Linked DNA regions of Homo sapiens: all the other regions are linked to region 1. Evidence: chromatin loops called from intact Hi-C (ENCODE). Cell type or tissue: B cell. All regions are shown on one strand.

What was found. A loop is a pair of places that touch in the nucleus more often than their neighbours do. Peaks named below come from ENCODE experiments on the same cell type or tissue, not always from the same donor. Only the 100,000 strongest peaks of a DNase experiment are listed, where the experiment ranks them.
Region 2: a loop joins it to region 1, with 14 times the contacts of the local background. A loop is called at or near these places in 11 of 110 quality-filtered maps.
Region 3: it touches region 1 in a loop (21-fold over the local background); 20 of 110 quality-filtered maps call a loop at or near these places.

The regions. Positions count from the first base shown.
Region 1 is chrX:129,821,063-129,826,062 of GRCh38, forward strand. It overlaps ZDHHC9 (zDHHC palmitoyltransferase 9), which reads right to left. Exons shown (of 11, transcript NM_016032.4): 5 at 2,617-2,775. Among named protein-coding and RNA genes, the nearest start is that of ZDHHC9, 20 kb to the right of the region's middle. In B cell, CTCF peaks have their summits at 2,309 (motif pointing left) and 2,516; a DNase peak (open chromatin) is centred at 2,259.
Region 2 is chrX:129,652,936-129,657,935 of GRCh38, forward strand. APLN (apelin) reads right to left here and starts at 2,021. Exons shown (of 3, transcript NM_017413.5): 1 at 1,629-2,021. The coding sequence starts at 1,695. RefSeq lists enhancers at 1,293-1,352, 3,045-3,134, 3,145-3,204 and silencers at 1,643-1,692, 1,783-1,862. In B cell, a CTCF peak has its summit at 3,075; DNase peaks (open chromatin) are centred at 1,646 and 3,096; H3K4me3 peaks cover 1,346 bases; H3K27me3 peaks cover 2,643 bases.
Region 3 is chrX:129,754,097-129,759,096 of GRCh38, forward strand. XPNPEP2 (X-prolyl aminopeptidase 2) reads left to right here. Exons shown (of 21, transcript NM_003399.6): 12 at 376-485; 13 at 1,198-1,275; 14 at 2,388-2,459. Among named protein-coding and RNA genes, the nearest start is that of XPNPEP2, 18 kb to the left of the region's middle. RefSeq lists an enhancer at 1,789-2,288. In B cell, a CTCF peak has its summit at 773 (motif pointing left); DNase peaks (open chromatin) are centred at 2,415 and 4,185; H3K4me3 peaks cover 1,397 bases; H3K27ac peaks cover 2,638 bases.

The DNA of each region.
Region 1 (5,000 bases):
GAAATGCAAATCAAAAACCACACTGAGATACCATCTCATGCCAGTCAGAATGGCGATTATTAAAAAGTCAAAAAACAACAGATGCTGGCAAGGTTGCGGGGAAATAGGAACGCTATTGTTGTTGGGAATGTAAATTAGTTCAACCATTGTGGAAGATGTGGCAATTCCTCAAAGATCTAGAACCAGAAATACCATTTGACCCAGCAATCCCATTACTGGGTATAGACCTTCTTCTTTTTTTTTTTTTTGAGATGGAGTCTTGCTCTGTCACCCAGGCTGGAGTGCAGTGGCGCGATCTTGGCTCACTACAACCTCCGCCTCCCGGGTTCACGCCATTCTCCTGCCTTAGCCTCCCGAGTAGCTGGGACTACAGGCGCCCACCACCACGTCCCCTAATTTTTTGTATTTTTAGTAGAGATGGGGTTTCACCATGTTAGCCAGAATGGTCTTGATCTCCTGACCTCGTGATCCTCCCGCTTTGGCCTCCCAAAGTGCTGGGATTACAGGTGTGAGCCACCGCGCCTGGCCAGACCTTCTTTAAATATCAAGTTTCCTGCTTCACTTAAAATGGGTTTCGACAGCCGGGTGTGGTGGCTCATGCCTGTAATCTCAGCACTTTGGGAGGCCTAGGTGGGTGGATCACAAGGTCAGGAGTTCCAGACCAGCCTGACCAACATGGTGAAACTCCATCTCTACTAAAAATACAAAAATTAGCCGGGCGTGGTGGTGTGCACCTGTAATACCAGCTACTCAGGAGGCTGAGGCAGGAGAATCGCTTGAACCCAGGAGGTGGAGGTTGCAGTGAGCCGAGATCATGCCACTGCACTCCAGCCTGGGTGACACAGTGAGACTCCATCTCAAAAAATAAATAAATAAAATGGGCTTTGACAATAGATGCTGATGAGGCTGTGGAGAAATAGGAACACTTTTACACTGTTGGTGGGAGTGTAAATTAGTTCAACCATTGTGGAAGACAGTGTGGCGATTCCTCAAGGATCCAGTACCAGAAATACCATTTGACCCAGCAATCCCATTACTGGGTATATACCCAAAGCATTATAAATCATTCTACCATAAAGACACATGCACACATATGTTTATTGCAGCACTATTTACAATACCAAAGACTTGGAACCAACCCAAATGCTCACCAATGATAGACCGGATAAAGAAAATGTGGCACATATACACCATGGAATACTATGCACCCATAAAAAAGGATGAGTTCATGTCCTTTGTAGGGACATGGATGAAGCTGGAAGCCATCATTCTCAGCAAACTAACACAGGAACAGAAAACCAAACACCGCATGTTCTCACTCATAAGTGGGAGTTGAACAATGAGAACACATGGACACAGGGAGGGGAACAACACATACTGGGGTCTGTCGGGGGGTGGGGTGAGGAGGGAGGGCATTAGGACAAATACCTAATGCATGCAGGGCTTAAAACGTAGATGACAGGTTGATAGGTGCAGCAAACCACCATGGCACATGTATACCTATGTAACAAACCTGCACATTCTGCACACGTATCCCAGAACTTAAAGTAAAATAAAAAATAATAATAATAATAAAATGGGTTTTGATTTATAAAAATCTTATATACATATAGTAGCTTTTTAGTATACACGCTGCCGAAGAGAGCACCATATAGCTTTTACCATATAAAGCAATATATATCTCCCAACCTTTGCCTAAAGAAATGGCTAGTAAGAGGAAAGCAATGCCCTCAGGATGCCACATGGTATACAGAAAAAACATTATCCAATCATGGGAACTCAAGAAAAAGTAATTTTAAAAAGAACATTAGAAGTATGCCTAGTGATGATATAAGCAATTTCACATATAGGCCTATCAACAGGAATCTTTATGGCCCATTTCTCATCTTGGCCAGGGTTTAGCACACAGTAGGCAGTGATTACAACAAAGCCACATATATGTGGATGGAAGTACAGACCACTGTATTAGACACACATATACCTGACCCTCTTGCAGCAGCAGCAAAGAGAAGAAATAAGCAGTTTGGAATCAGACCTGCTCTAGCTTAATCTCATACTAATTATGTGAACTTACATACTGGTGCTTCACCTATTTCCTCATCCGTAAAATGGGGATAATACCAATCTCATGGGGCTGTTACAAGTCTTAAATGAGAGAAAGGTAAATCACTTAGCACAGTGCCCAATATGTAGTAGAAACTCAATAAATGCTAGCAACTTTCCTCTTCTTGGGTTGCGTCTTAGACAGACCTTCCTTCCTCAATGCTGCCCTCCAGTGGACTAGGTGTCTCCTCCCACTATGTAAGGTGGGTCCCACATGAAAATCCAGTACAGGAAAATCTAAATTTCAAAAATAGGTAAAGTTTATTTTTCTCATTTACTAAAGAGGTTTTTGTAAAGTTTAGGCTAGAGGATATTTAAATTTTGATTTGATCTACACAAGTACAGCTGATTTGCAGTTTTTCAGGAGCTTGTTGCCTATCTAAATTTCCCTATCTAAATCTAGTTCATTTCTCATCTAAATCTATCTTCCCTCCTCCCAAAATTGGTGACCACCCTGACTTTCTAGTTCAACTCAGCCTTTTCCCTAGGCAATGTCCCTGTAGTTTTACTCACCCACACAGTTGTCACAGATGCTGCAATGGGAGGCCCGGGGAGGCCGGAAGATCTTGCATGTGTAACAGTATTTCAGTTTCACAATCTGGTTGTTTATCTGGAAATTCTTGATACGAGGCGGTGGTCGCTGGCCCTGGGGCACCGCACCATTGGTAGCTTCTGTAAATCAATAAAGACAGTTAATATCACAGCTAGCCATCACTTGAGCCCAAAAGTCTCACCACCTCTCCAAAACCAATGGGGGCATTCAAAGGTTCCCCAAGCCCCCTGTCTTTTATAGACTAGACACTCAACATCACAGAATATGCCCATAAAACTCCACTAAGTGCATGCAGTTCTGTTGTATACATAAGAAAAAGTGTTTCTTCGAGGCTTTTTTTTCTGATTACAAAGAAAAACATTCATTTAAAAAAATAGCTAAAAATACATTAAATGAAAACATCCAATTTCACTAATAATCAGAGAAATAAAAATTAAAGCACAAAGATACCATTTTTACCTATCATATTAAAAAACATTACAAACAATAAAAATACCCCATGTTAGCAAGGGTGGGGAAAGGTCATTCTTAGATCTTATCAGTGAGCAATATGGCAGCTGCTACTAAACTTTTTTTTTCTTTTAAGATGAAGTCTCGCTCTGTCGCCCAGGCTGGAGTGCAGTGGTGGGATCTCAGTCTTGGCTCACTGCAATTTCTGCCTCCTGGGTTCAAGTGATTCTCCTGTCTCAGCCTCCTGAGTAGCTGGGATTACAGGGGCCCACCACCATGCCTGGCTGATTTTTGTATTTTTAATAGAGATGGGGTTTTATCATGTTTGTCAGGCTGGTCTCAGACTCCAGACCTCAAGTGATCCGCCCGCCTCAGCCTCCCAAAGTGCTGGGATTACAGGTGTGAGCCACCGTGCCCAGCCAGCTACCAAAGTTTTAAACGTGTATATTCATTTACTGATCAAGTCTACTTCTAGAAACTTATCAAAATTATAATGAGATATACGAAAGATGTTTATATAAGGATATTTGTCACAGAGTTCCTTTTAATAGTGAAAAACTAAAAATAACTTCAATGTCACAATAGAAGGGTGGTTAAGTAAATTATGTTATGTGCATAGAATGGAATATTATGCAGCCGTTAAAAATGACATAGACGAAAGAATGGTGAAAACAGGAAAATACAATATATGGCAAAATGAAAATGTATGTTAAAAAGCAATACGCATAAAACAATACTATCTTGCAAACAAAATATATGCATGTGAAAAGAAAAGACTGGTAACACAGAAACAGTTACTGAAATAAAAGTAATGCTTGCTTATTGTAAAAATTTTGGAAAAAAACAGAATAGGGCCAGGCATGGTGGCTCACGCCTGTAATCCCAGCACTTTGGGAGGCTGAGGCAGGCGGGGCACCTGAGATCAGGAGTTTGAGACCAGTCTGGCCAACATGGCAAAACCCCGTGTCTACTAAAAATACAAAAATTAGCCAAGCATGGTGGCACGCATCTGTAATCCCAGCTACTCTGGAGGCTGAGGCAGGAGAATCGCTTGAACCTGGGAGGCAGCCTGGGTGACAGAGCGAGCAAGACTCCAACTCAAAAAAAAAATTTTTTTTGGAAAAAAACAAAGTATAAATAAGAAAACATAAAAATCACTGACAGTCAGTCTCTCAGCTCAGAGATATTTATATTTTTTGGCGTATTTCCTTCTAATCTTCTATTAACAGGTAAACATTCATAATTTTTAAAAAATTGAGATCATATTATAAATGCAGATTTGTACCATGAAGTATTTACTTAATATTATATGCTGTGAACATTTTCTCATTGTTAATTTTTTTTCTAAAACATAACTACTGGCAATATTCCATCATATACGTGTACTATGATTTATTTAAATATTCCATATTGTTGGGATTTTTTACTATTTAGGTGATGTTTCATGTAAAAATTTAAAACATTACAGAGAAAAGCTTAAATCTCCTTCGATCACCACCTCAATCCTAGTCCCCTCCTCCCTTCCAAGAACATACTCATGTGTTAAAATTAATTTCTAAAACAGAAAGAATAAAGAAAAGAATGGTGAAGTATAAGCAGTAATACATGAAGTTGCCGGCATTAAAATAGCTACTCATATTTAAAAGAAAAGAAAAAATGATGCACCAAAAATCCTTCTACAGTAATTTGTAAAAATCTGTTTATCTCCTTTAGCTAAACCCTCAGAGAAGTAGAACTACTGGGTCAAAGGGTATGACCCTTTAAAGTCCATATTACTTGTTGCCAAACTGCTTCCCAGACAGACCGTATGAATTTGCATGCCTGCCCATCCGCAGCATATGAGAGTGCCTGTCTCATTGCACTCTCACCATGCAGTATAATTCTAAAAACAGAA
Region 2 (5,000 bases), 170 kb before region 1:
CTGAAGGCACCACCCTGGACTATTTGCCTGTGGTGGTATTGTGCAAGTGTCATGCCTTGCCAATGACACCAGATGGTAGGCTCCCTGAGGATAGGCTGGTATGGTGTATCATTCGTATCTTACATTCGTATCTTTTGCTCCCTCTGTTACCTGCCTGACAGGAGTTTCTGTGGAAAAAGCCTACCCACTTCTTACTGTGGTGGTGGCTCACTTCGTGTTCAGGTCTTGAATAGAGAAATCACCGGCCAGCTACCTGGAGGCAGGAGGTGCCAGCCCCAACCACTGCACCTTTCTGAGAAGCCAGGCAGTGTTCCCAGAGCCACAGCAGGGCCAAAAAGCAAGAGCAGAGAAAGGAGGTGGCCTGCGATGAGAGGCAGGCAGAGCTGGCTGGGCCCCTCGGAGGCTCCTGGGCTGCATGCCATCCTCCTGTTCTGGAGGGTTTGGAACCACTTAGGGCCCTGTGCCCTTGCCCCAGGAAACTCACTGCCCTGCCTTCTCCTTCTTTCTGCTCCCACCTCCCTGTGACTCCAGCCATGGTCCTGGCGTTAGTCCACCTGGTCTTGGCCTTCCCCTTGTGTGGTGCCAGGCAGGCAGCAATGACAGCCAGATCATAGGACTGTGGCAGCTGGAGGTGGGAGCTGGCAGCCCCAGGAGACATTGACACAGAGGACAGGCAGCCTGGGATGGGGCTGCTGGGGCGTGGTTGGGGACCAGGCTAGGGGCGGACATGGGCACTAGTGCCAAGTATTGGCAGGTGAGGGCAAAAGGACTCCCCTTTCCTGAGCTGCAGGGAGGGGTCGGGTCAGGTGCTGTGCTTCCTCCTTTGGTGCCTAGCGGCAGGGAGACTAAAGTGAAGCATGTCCGTGCCTGGGACAGAAAGGAAGGCTGGAGCCAGGATGTAAGAGAACCAAGTCTCTGGGGGTGGGATGGAGGCTATGGGGAGGGCATCCTGTGCAGGGGAGGAGACCAGCCAGGACCTTGGGGTTAGGGAGGAGAAGACCAGCCCAGCCCGGCTGGGCCCGGCCCTGCCTGGGGGAGGCTGCCTCTGCTCACACATGCAGGCCGAAAGGAGCAACAGCTGGGCTCCATGCCGCCACCCCCTCCGCGCACTCCTGCCTATGCAACAAGTGTCACGTCTGCATGTTGGCACATCATCCCCGGTTTCCCGCGCCCCTGGACTGGCGGGAGGCTCCCAGCCTTCAGGGACCAGAAGACGTTCAACATGGGAGCCCAGCCCACTCGACTCTGGTCAGTTCCTTCCATCGATCCACGAGGGAGCGGGCATGTCCCCCGCCTCCACCTCTACCACGCGGGGTGCAGGGCGTGGGACACGCGGCGCACACCTGTGGTCCTGAGCTCCTGGGACTGCGAGCGACGGTTAGGAGGGACAAGGTGACGGGCAGGTGATGCCAAAGGCCGAGTTGAGCCCCGCAAAAGAAGCAGTCCTTGTGGCCAGCCGCCCCATGGCTCGGGGCGCTCTGTCAATCTGCTGCCTGGCGCTGGCCGGCGCGTGGCTGCTACTGCACGGCTCGCGCCGGGCTCCCCGGGAGGCGGGGAGAGTGCGAATAGGGCGGAGGGAAAGGAGCACGCCGGCTGCAGCCCGGGCGAGCGGGAGGGCGCGCACTCACCTCCACACACCGCGGTCAAGGAGAGCCAGAGCAGCAGGAGCGCCTGCACGCAGAGCCGCAGATTCATGCTGCTCCTTGGGCCGCCGCGGCCCCGGCGAGCCGGCGCGGGGGAGGAGAGGTCGGGCGCCCGGAGGCCAAGAAAGGCGCGAGCCGCGGCTGGCGCGTGCGGGCGCAGAGCTCGGGAGGCTCCCCGGCCGCTGAGTGTGCGCGCTGAGCCCCGCCGCTCCCGCTGGCCGCCTCCGCTCTTCTGCAGCCTCCTCTCCCGCCGCGGGGCAGCGCCGCGAAGCTGGCCTCGGCGGCTCCGGGAGCGGCAGCGGCGAGCTCTTTCTTAGCGGCTGGCTGCTCGGCCGCGGCTGCAACTGCCCGTGACCCCGGCTGCCAGAGAGAATGCTCCCCGCTCACTCCAGGGGCTGCATTTTGTAGCTTGTGGCTTGGCCGCGAGCCCACTTGGTCATGTGGTCATCGGGAGGGCTAGAGGGGGGGCAGGAAGAGGGAGAGGGAGCGAGCCTCCCGCACCGCCCCCCTCCAGGCACGCACTCTGCAGCCCCAGCCCGAGCGTGAGCGCGAGAGGGAACCCCGAGGTGGCCCCACAACAAAGGCTGCGCGGCCTCTCTGACAACCTACAACCGCTCCCCGGACAATGCCCGCCTGGCCGGGGGCCAGAGGGTTTGCAGAGACCTGAAGGATTTCAAACACAGGAAGCATTTGGGGCGGTGGAGGGGCACACTTAACCCTTTCTCACCTTGCTTCCTTAACAGCTGTCAGGAAACCTGGGCGCTTAGGGAAGGACTCAGTCTGGGTTGCCTTCACTCACGCCCTCTACCTCTGACCCTGGTCCTTGCCCTTGCCGCTGGCCAGCTTCAAGGGTTTGGTCAAGACAACCAAACACTGGCCCTCCTCTCTCCTCTGCATTTTCAACTGGCTTTGAATTGGGGGTGACTGCCTAGGCTTGTGCCCAAGGCTTGATTAATTGCCCAGGCCCCTCATGTTCCCTGCATCCCCCAGGAGGCACCCTCTACCTGGAATGCCCCCACCCCACCCTTCCGTGAGCAATTCATTCTTTGCAGCAGCACCTCAAATCCCATCGCATCCAGAAGCCTTCTCAGGATAACACTAATCCAGCAGGGGCCGCCCATCAGCTCCTCCCCACTGTTGGGACATGGGACAGCTCCTATGGTCTACCCTTTCTTGTTCCCTGGAGCTGTCCTCATTCTAGTTCCCCATCAACGTAAGAGGCAGGTGGTTTACCCAACTCCACACAGTCAAGGCTGGATTCATTTTGCGTGTACTTGCGATTCCGCTTTAGAAGCGGGTCCTGAAGTTGTTTGCCTTTCCAGACTCGATTGTTAGCTGCTTCTATAGCTTGGGAGCTCCCAAGGCATGGGGCTGCTTCCCTCATTGGACTGGGAACCCCCTAAGGTAGGATACTGTCTTCTCACTCTTCTGGATCTCTCCAAAGTCCCCAATATCTTGCTCTGCACATAGGTGGCACTCAACACATATTAAAAGACTGAATCGAAAGGTGTCTCCACCTTTCAGCAAGCCAGGCAGTTTGCTTGAAGTGTTAAGTCCAGATTTACACAAAAGATACATTGGACAGGGTGCGTGTGTGCCATAAAAGACATGAGAGACCATGGCATATTTAAAATATCTTTGAAATGTTGCAAAAATCCTATATATACACAATGTATTTATTATCAGTCTCTCTCCACCAGAAGGGTTACCTCCACAAGGGAGGGATCTTTGCTTTGTTCACAGCTGTGTCCCCAGACCTAGAACAGTACCTGCGACATGACTGGTACTCAATACATAATTTTGAATATATAAATGAAATTTTCAAAAACATCTTTACTGCCTAAATTCAGGTAGCAGGAAGGGAATAAGATAAGGTTCTCATTAATAGCCTATGGCCCATTAACCACACTCAAGTAAAAAAAAAAAGCATGTGAAGCATGGCACCCCTCTTCATCCTTGAGACCCAGGATATGAGTAGCAGACATGGGTAGCAGGAGACCATTCTCCCTTCACTGTTCCCCTGGAAAGAGTTTGCTTTCTTTCTCTTTTCTTTTTCTTTTTTTCTTTTTTCTTTCTTTCTTCTTTTTTTTTTTTTTTTTTTTGAGACCGAGTTTTGCTCTGTCGCTCAAGCTGGAGTGCAATACCCTATCTCAGCTCACTGCAACCTCCGCCTCCCAGGTTCAAGCGATTCTCCTGCCTCAGCCTCCTGAGTAGCTGGGATTACAGGCATGCGCCACCATGCCCGACTAATTTTGTATTTTTAGTAGAGACGGGGTTTCACCAGGTTGGTCAGGCTGGTCTCGAACTCCTGACCTCAGATGATCCACCCGCCTCGGCCTCCCAAAGTGTTGGGATTACAGGCGTTAGCCACCACGCCTGGATGGAAAGCATTTTCTAACCAGGAGGAGAAACACCTGGCTTCTAGTCTCCACCCTCATTTGCTGTAGGGCCTTGCCATCATCACCTAAACTTACTGGGGTTCATGGAGGTGATAATCTCTGCTCTACCCACTTCAAAGTTGTTATGGGATTAAGTGAGATAATGTGCCTGAAGGTACCGTGCAAATTAAGAATAAGCTCTTGCAGGGTTGTTTTTAGGAAACTTGGTGCTCCAATCCTTGATTGGGCAAGCCCATGCACACCCAAATAAGTGTCCCCCATAACTAGGTTAATAGAAGCCTTCATATTTAATTGCACCTTTACTAGGGTGTGTATGGCATATTGCTAAGTGGTTGGAACACATAGCGCTTTCTAATACAATAGCCACTAATCATATTTCCAATGAAGTTTAAAATTCAGTTCCTCAGTTCCACTGGCCACGCTTCAATTGCCTATATGTGGCTAGTGGCTACTGTATTGGACAGCACAGAATAGAATCTTCAATCACTGCAGAAAGTTCTATTGGTTAGAGCATTCATTCATTCTTCTTTTTTCTATAATCCATTTTCCCACCCTACCTAGCCTTCAAAATGTACAAGGTGAGGGGAAAAAAAGCATAAAAGCAAACCAATAGAAATTCAAGCCAAGCTGAAGGCATGCGTTTAGAGTAAGATTTAAAGATCTGACACTTGGGAGAATCATTTTTTAATTGAATCCTTCTCTTCATTTAACCAAATTACATCCATTTTTTTTTAGAGGCAGGGTCTTGCTCTGTTACCCTAGGCTGAAGTGCAGTAGTGCAATCACAGCCCAATGCAGGCTCAAACTTCTAGGCTCAAGTGATCCTCCCACCTCAGCCTCCCAAGTAGCTGGGACTACAGACATGCACCACCATACCAGGCTAATTTTTAAATTTATTTATATTTTTTGTAGAGACTGAGTCTTACTATGTTTCTCAGGCTGGTCTTAAACTCCTGGT
Region 3 (5,000 bases), 67 kb before region 1:
ACAAAGATAAAGAAAATAGCATCATAATCTCCAGTGTCCCTTCATCCAGCTTCAATAATCCTTGACTCATGGCCATTCTTGTCTTGTCTATAACCCCATGTTCATTACCACCACAACCACCCCCTCTGCTGCTGGATTCTTTTAAAAGTAAATCCTAGATAGTGTGTCATTTCTGCCGTCAACACAGAACTCTTTCAAAAACAGGAACACACTATGATCATATATAAACACTAACAAGAATTCTTTGACATCAAATAGCCAGTGTTTTCAAAGCTCCACATCCTGGAGCCGCTATCTGATCTCCATCATCTTGGAGCCTGTGGCTGCAACCAGACCTCACCCGGCTCCTCTGTTTCCCTGCTTCCCCAACTCCAGGTGCGGGACGCTGTGGCTGTGATCCGGTACTTGGTCTGGCTGGAGAAGAACGTGCCCAAAGGCACAGTGGATGAGTTCTCGGGGGCAGAGATCGTGGACAAGTTCCGAGGGTGAAGAGCCACGGCCGTCCTTTTTGGCTGACTGTCTTTTAGTGTGGCAGTGGGGGCAGGGAGGGGGAATTTGTCCCCTTACTTAGCAGAAAGGAAGATCCTCCTCATATGCGTGCTGGGTGGGGGAGGGCTCTGGAGAACAAGGAGTGACAGGTTCTTGGGTGGTCGGGGAGTTGAGCAGGGGGCGTTGGATGATATTTCCCGCCCCGCTGAAAGCAGGACAACTCGAAGGGCCACAACCCAATAGCGTCCCCTAGTGTCTGCTTCAGGTACGGTCTGAATCTCCCTGGGGGGTGCTGTGGCTCAGACCAGGTCAGCCCCTGGACCACTTGAGAATACCAGGTAGGGAGGAGGATTCCCGAAGGCATGCTTGGCCCAGGTCAGGGCCGGATTGTAGGTTTGAGGTACAGGATGCTCTCCCAGGACTGGGGGAGTTTTCAGATACAGAGAGCTGGGTTTCTTCACTCCTATCCGTAAAATGGAGGTGGAGAGGAAATAATGTGTGTCTACAGTGTGTCCTCTGATCTTCCTCTATAAATGACAGGTCAGGGCTTGAGGAGATGGAACCAGGAGGTGAGGGCTGGGAGAGCCAAATGGTGTCCAGTTGAGAGGTAGAGGCAGCCATGACCTTCATTGGATTTGATTAGATATCCCGGGCCCAGCCTAGTCCAGGGGCCCATTCATTGACCATGCCTTGCCTTGTACTTTCCAGAGAAGAACAGTTCTCCTCCGGACCCAGTTTTGAAACCATCTCTGCTAGTGGTCTGAATGCTGCCCTGGCCCACTACAGGTACTTGAGGAAAAAGAATTTTCTAGGGCCCTGTTGGGGCATCCTGTTGTGTGTGTAGAGGAACAGGGTGAGGGGAGGGGGATGTTCTGGGACCTGAGTCCACGTTGAAGGTCCGAGGCCCCTAGCCCTGTGGGGGCTGGGAGAGGAGCTCAGTGTGGAGTAGGGAGTTGCCTTGTAATGAAAAGGCCTGAGAGCTGGAGGCTGGGGGACCTGGAAGGAAGACACCGATGCCATTGGATGCTTTTCCCTGGCTTCCCATGTGTTGCTTATGTTAGCTAATGCTTAAAGCTCACGAGTTCACATGGAGAGAGGTCTGTTCACTCAGCCTGAACCAGCCAAGGTGGGCCCAAGATACAGGCTAGCCAGGTGTTTGGCCCTATAGAAAACAAACCCCTGCAGGCCTGCCTGATGAAAAGCTGACCAGCTGCCTCCGCCTGGCATGGGCACAGCAGGGAGAGGTCAATGCCCTCCAAGGGAGTGCCTGACATGTCCCAGAATTCCCTCCCCTGGTGTCCCCTGGTGTCTCCCACGCCTTCGGCTGCCTTGCCCCAGCCCCTCCTACCCACTCGGGCTAGAGTGGCAGGGTGGGTGCTCCTCGGCTTTACCACCTCTTGCTCAGCAGCCCCACCCTGGAGGTATCCTCCCTTCCTGTGCTCTGCTTCTTCTCAGGGCCCTCTGCTCTCGGAGGCAGCAGGAAGTTAGAGACAAAGGGCCGGAGGGAGCATCTGGGTAGAGGCCCAGCTCTTTGCCGCTTTACCGCGCATCCTCGTGCAAGCCCCTTGGCCTCCATAGGCCTGCTTCTCCTTATGGAAAAGGAGACAGCTGAGCTGGGGGGTCTCTAGGGCTCTCCCAGCTCTCATATTCTGGGCTTTACCCTCTCTCTCCTCCCTGGGGACCAGGGCCTGGCTCAGCCAGGTGCAGGATTAACAGACGTGTGCTGAGGACAGCAGCAACGGAAGCTGAGTTCTCTTCCAGGGCCCTTTGGGATAGAATGACTTCCTCCAGAGGGACTGGCCTGGAAGCCCAGGCCCCAGAGGTCCTCCCACCAAGGCCTCCCACGTGACCCAGTGCAGGGTTAGGCTGCCCTTCTCAACATTCTCTCCCCTTCTCAGCCCGACCAAGGAGCTGAACCGCAAGCTGTCCTCAGATGAGATGTACCTGCTGGACTCTGGGGGGCAGTACTGGTATGTACCCCGACCTCACCCTAGCCTGGATGTCTCTGCTCAGACCTCCTGAGCCTGCCAAGAGTCAGCCAAAGCTTTCCCTTCCTGGGCCACGGATTCTTCGTCTGAAAAAGGAGAGATCTGGAATGAGCCCCGAACATCCTACCCATTTTCACACATGGGGGTCCCTGCACAGTGGGAAATACACAGAGGCTGGAATAGTGGCAGGACCCAGGCAGCACCTCTGTGGGAATTAGGAAAAGACTCCCTTTGCTTAAGTTGCTGTTTTTTGTGGGTTGTTTGTTTGTTTGTTTCTTGACAGAGTCTCACTCTGTCGCCCAGGTTTGGAGTGCAGTGGCGCGATCTTGGCTCACTGCAACCTCTGCATCCCGGGTTCAAGTGATTCTCCTGCCTCAGCCTCCCAAGTAGCTTGGATTACAGGTGTCCACCACCATGCCCAGCTATATATATATATATATATATATATATACACACACACACACATATATATATACACACACATATATATACACACACATACACACACACACACACACATATATATATATGTATGTATTAGTAGAGATGGAGTTTCACCATGTTGGCCAGGCTGTTCTCAAACTCCTGACCTCAGGTGATCCACCTGCCCCAGCCTCCCAAAGTGCTGGGATTACAGACATGAGCCACCATGCCCAGCCTCAAGTAAAATGTTTTCTAAGTCCACGTATTATTACACAGTCTGAGCAACTATACTCAATGTCCCTGCCTGGCCACACAAACACATATACCCTACTCTCATCCACTAGTGCACACCCTGGACACCCCCGCACCACCAACGTCATGCAGACTCCTCAGCCCCCTCTTCCCCATGGCACTGTTCAGGGTGGAGGTGGGGGCAGATGAGAGAAGCAACCCTTTTGATGGGCTACCTTTGTACAGTGTACAACCTGAATGCTCAGACATGACAGCCGTGCAGAATAGACTAACCTGGCCAGGCGTGGTGGCTCACACCTGTAATCCCAGCACTTTGGGAGGCCGAGGCGGGCAGATCACCTGAGGTCAGGAGCTTGAGACCAGCCTGGGCAACATGGTGAAACCCCATCTCTACTAAAAATACAAAAATTTTCCGGGTGTGGTGGAGCATGCTTCCCAAGGGAAACTGAGGCAGGAGAATCGCTTGAACCCGGGAGGCGGAGGTTGCAGTGAGCCGAGATCGTGACACTGCACTCCAGTCTGAGCAATAAGAGCAAGACTATAAAAGGAAGAAAGAAAGAAAGAAAGAAAGAAAGAAAGAAAGAAAGAAAGAAAGAAAGAAAGAAAGAAAGAGGGAGAGAGAGAAAGAGAGAGAGAGAGAGAGAGAGAAAGAAAGAAAGAAAGAAAGAAAGAAAGAAAGAAAGAAAGAAAGAAAGAAAGAAAGAAAGAAAGAAAAAGAATAGGCTAACCCCATTCCTTCCAAACGTGTGACTGATCATTCACACCAGAGTTGAGCTGAGCTGAGCTGACCTGAAAGATTTTCCCTTCTCATTGAGGAAGGAAGTGTGGGAAGCGTGGGGTGGGACAAAAGAAGGGCCGTACTGAACTGATGGAGGAGCAAGGAGTCCTGTGGAAATGGCGAATGTGCTAACGACAGAGGCTCTTTGCTTGTTCTTAGCACAGCTCTAGGGGATCCAGAGTAGCAGGCGCTCAGCTTAGCAGCCTTTGCTGGTCAGGAGTTCGATGCTGTGTGTACTTGAGATGGCCAATGAGCAAAGGGGAAGTGAATTTGTGGGGGCGTTGCTGGAATGGGGTGTGCTCAGAGTAGGGTGAGGCCGGGGAAATAGTCACCTCACTTCCTCTTCTTTCCTTCTGAAGAAGAAGGTCACCACACCCCATGACCCAAGGAGAAGCCCCAGGGCCCTGGGACCATTTCTCCCCTCTCCCTCACCAAGGCATGATCACAGGGGCCATCTGTGGCAACTGCTGCAGCTGGGAGTTGGGAGTCAGACCTTGGGACTGAGGCTTCACCTAACTGGAACTCAGCAAGTCACTGGGTCAGATCCGTGTTTGCCATGGAGAGGACTGTGTGGAGAGGCAGTGCTTGCTCTAGGCCTGGCTTCACTGAGGTTCAGAGAGGGAAACAGCCGCATGGCCTCAATGGCCTCATCTGTGAACTGGGGATAATGAGGCCTCTTCTACCATTCTTCCCAGGGAGCAGCAAAAGTGTCCTATAAATGGTCGACAACTATCTGAATATGAGAGTGTTATGATAATATAATCTCTCTGGACCTCAGTTTCCCCAGCTGTAAAAAGGGGACATTCCCCTTTCTGCCTCCCAGGAAGCCTGGAAGAAGCCTTGCTTTCATAACCAGCTGGACCCAAGGAAACCCAGACCTACAGAACAGCCAAAATGAGTGGGATGGGGGAGGAGTGTGTAGGGTGGGGAGTCACACTTGTCAGACAACTTAGTAACTTTTAACTTGATAGGTTTGCAGAGGCCTTTCACACATAGGTGCTGAAGAGGGGATTTTGATTATGGTAGCTGTCTTCTTCCTTTCGCCGTCCACCCATCCCATCCCAGCCCTG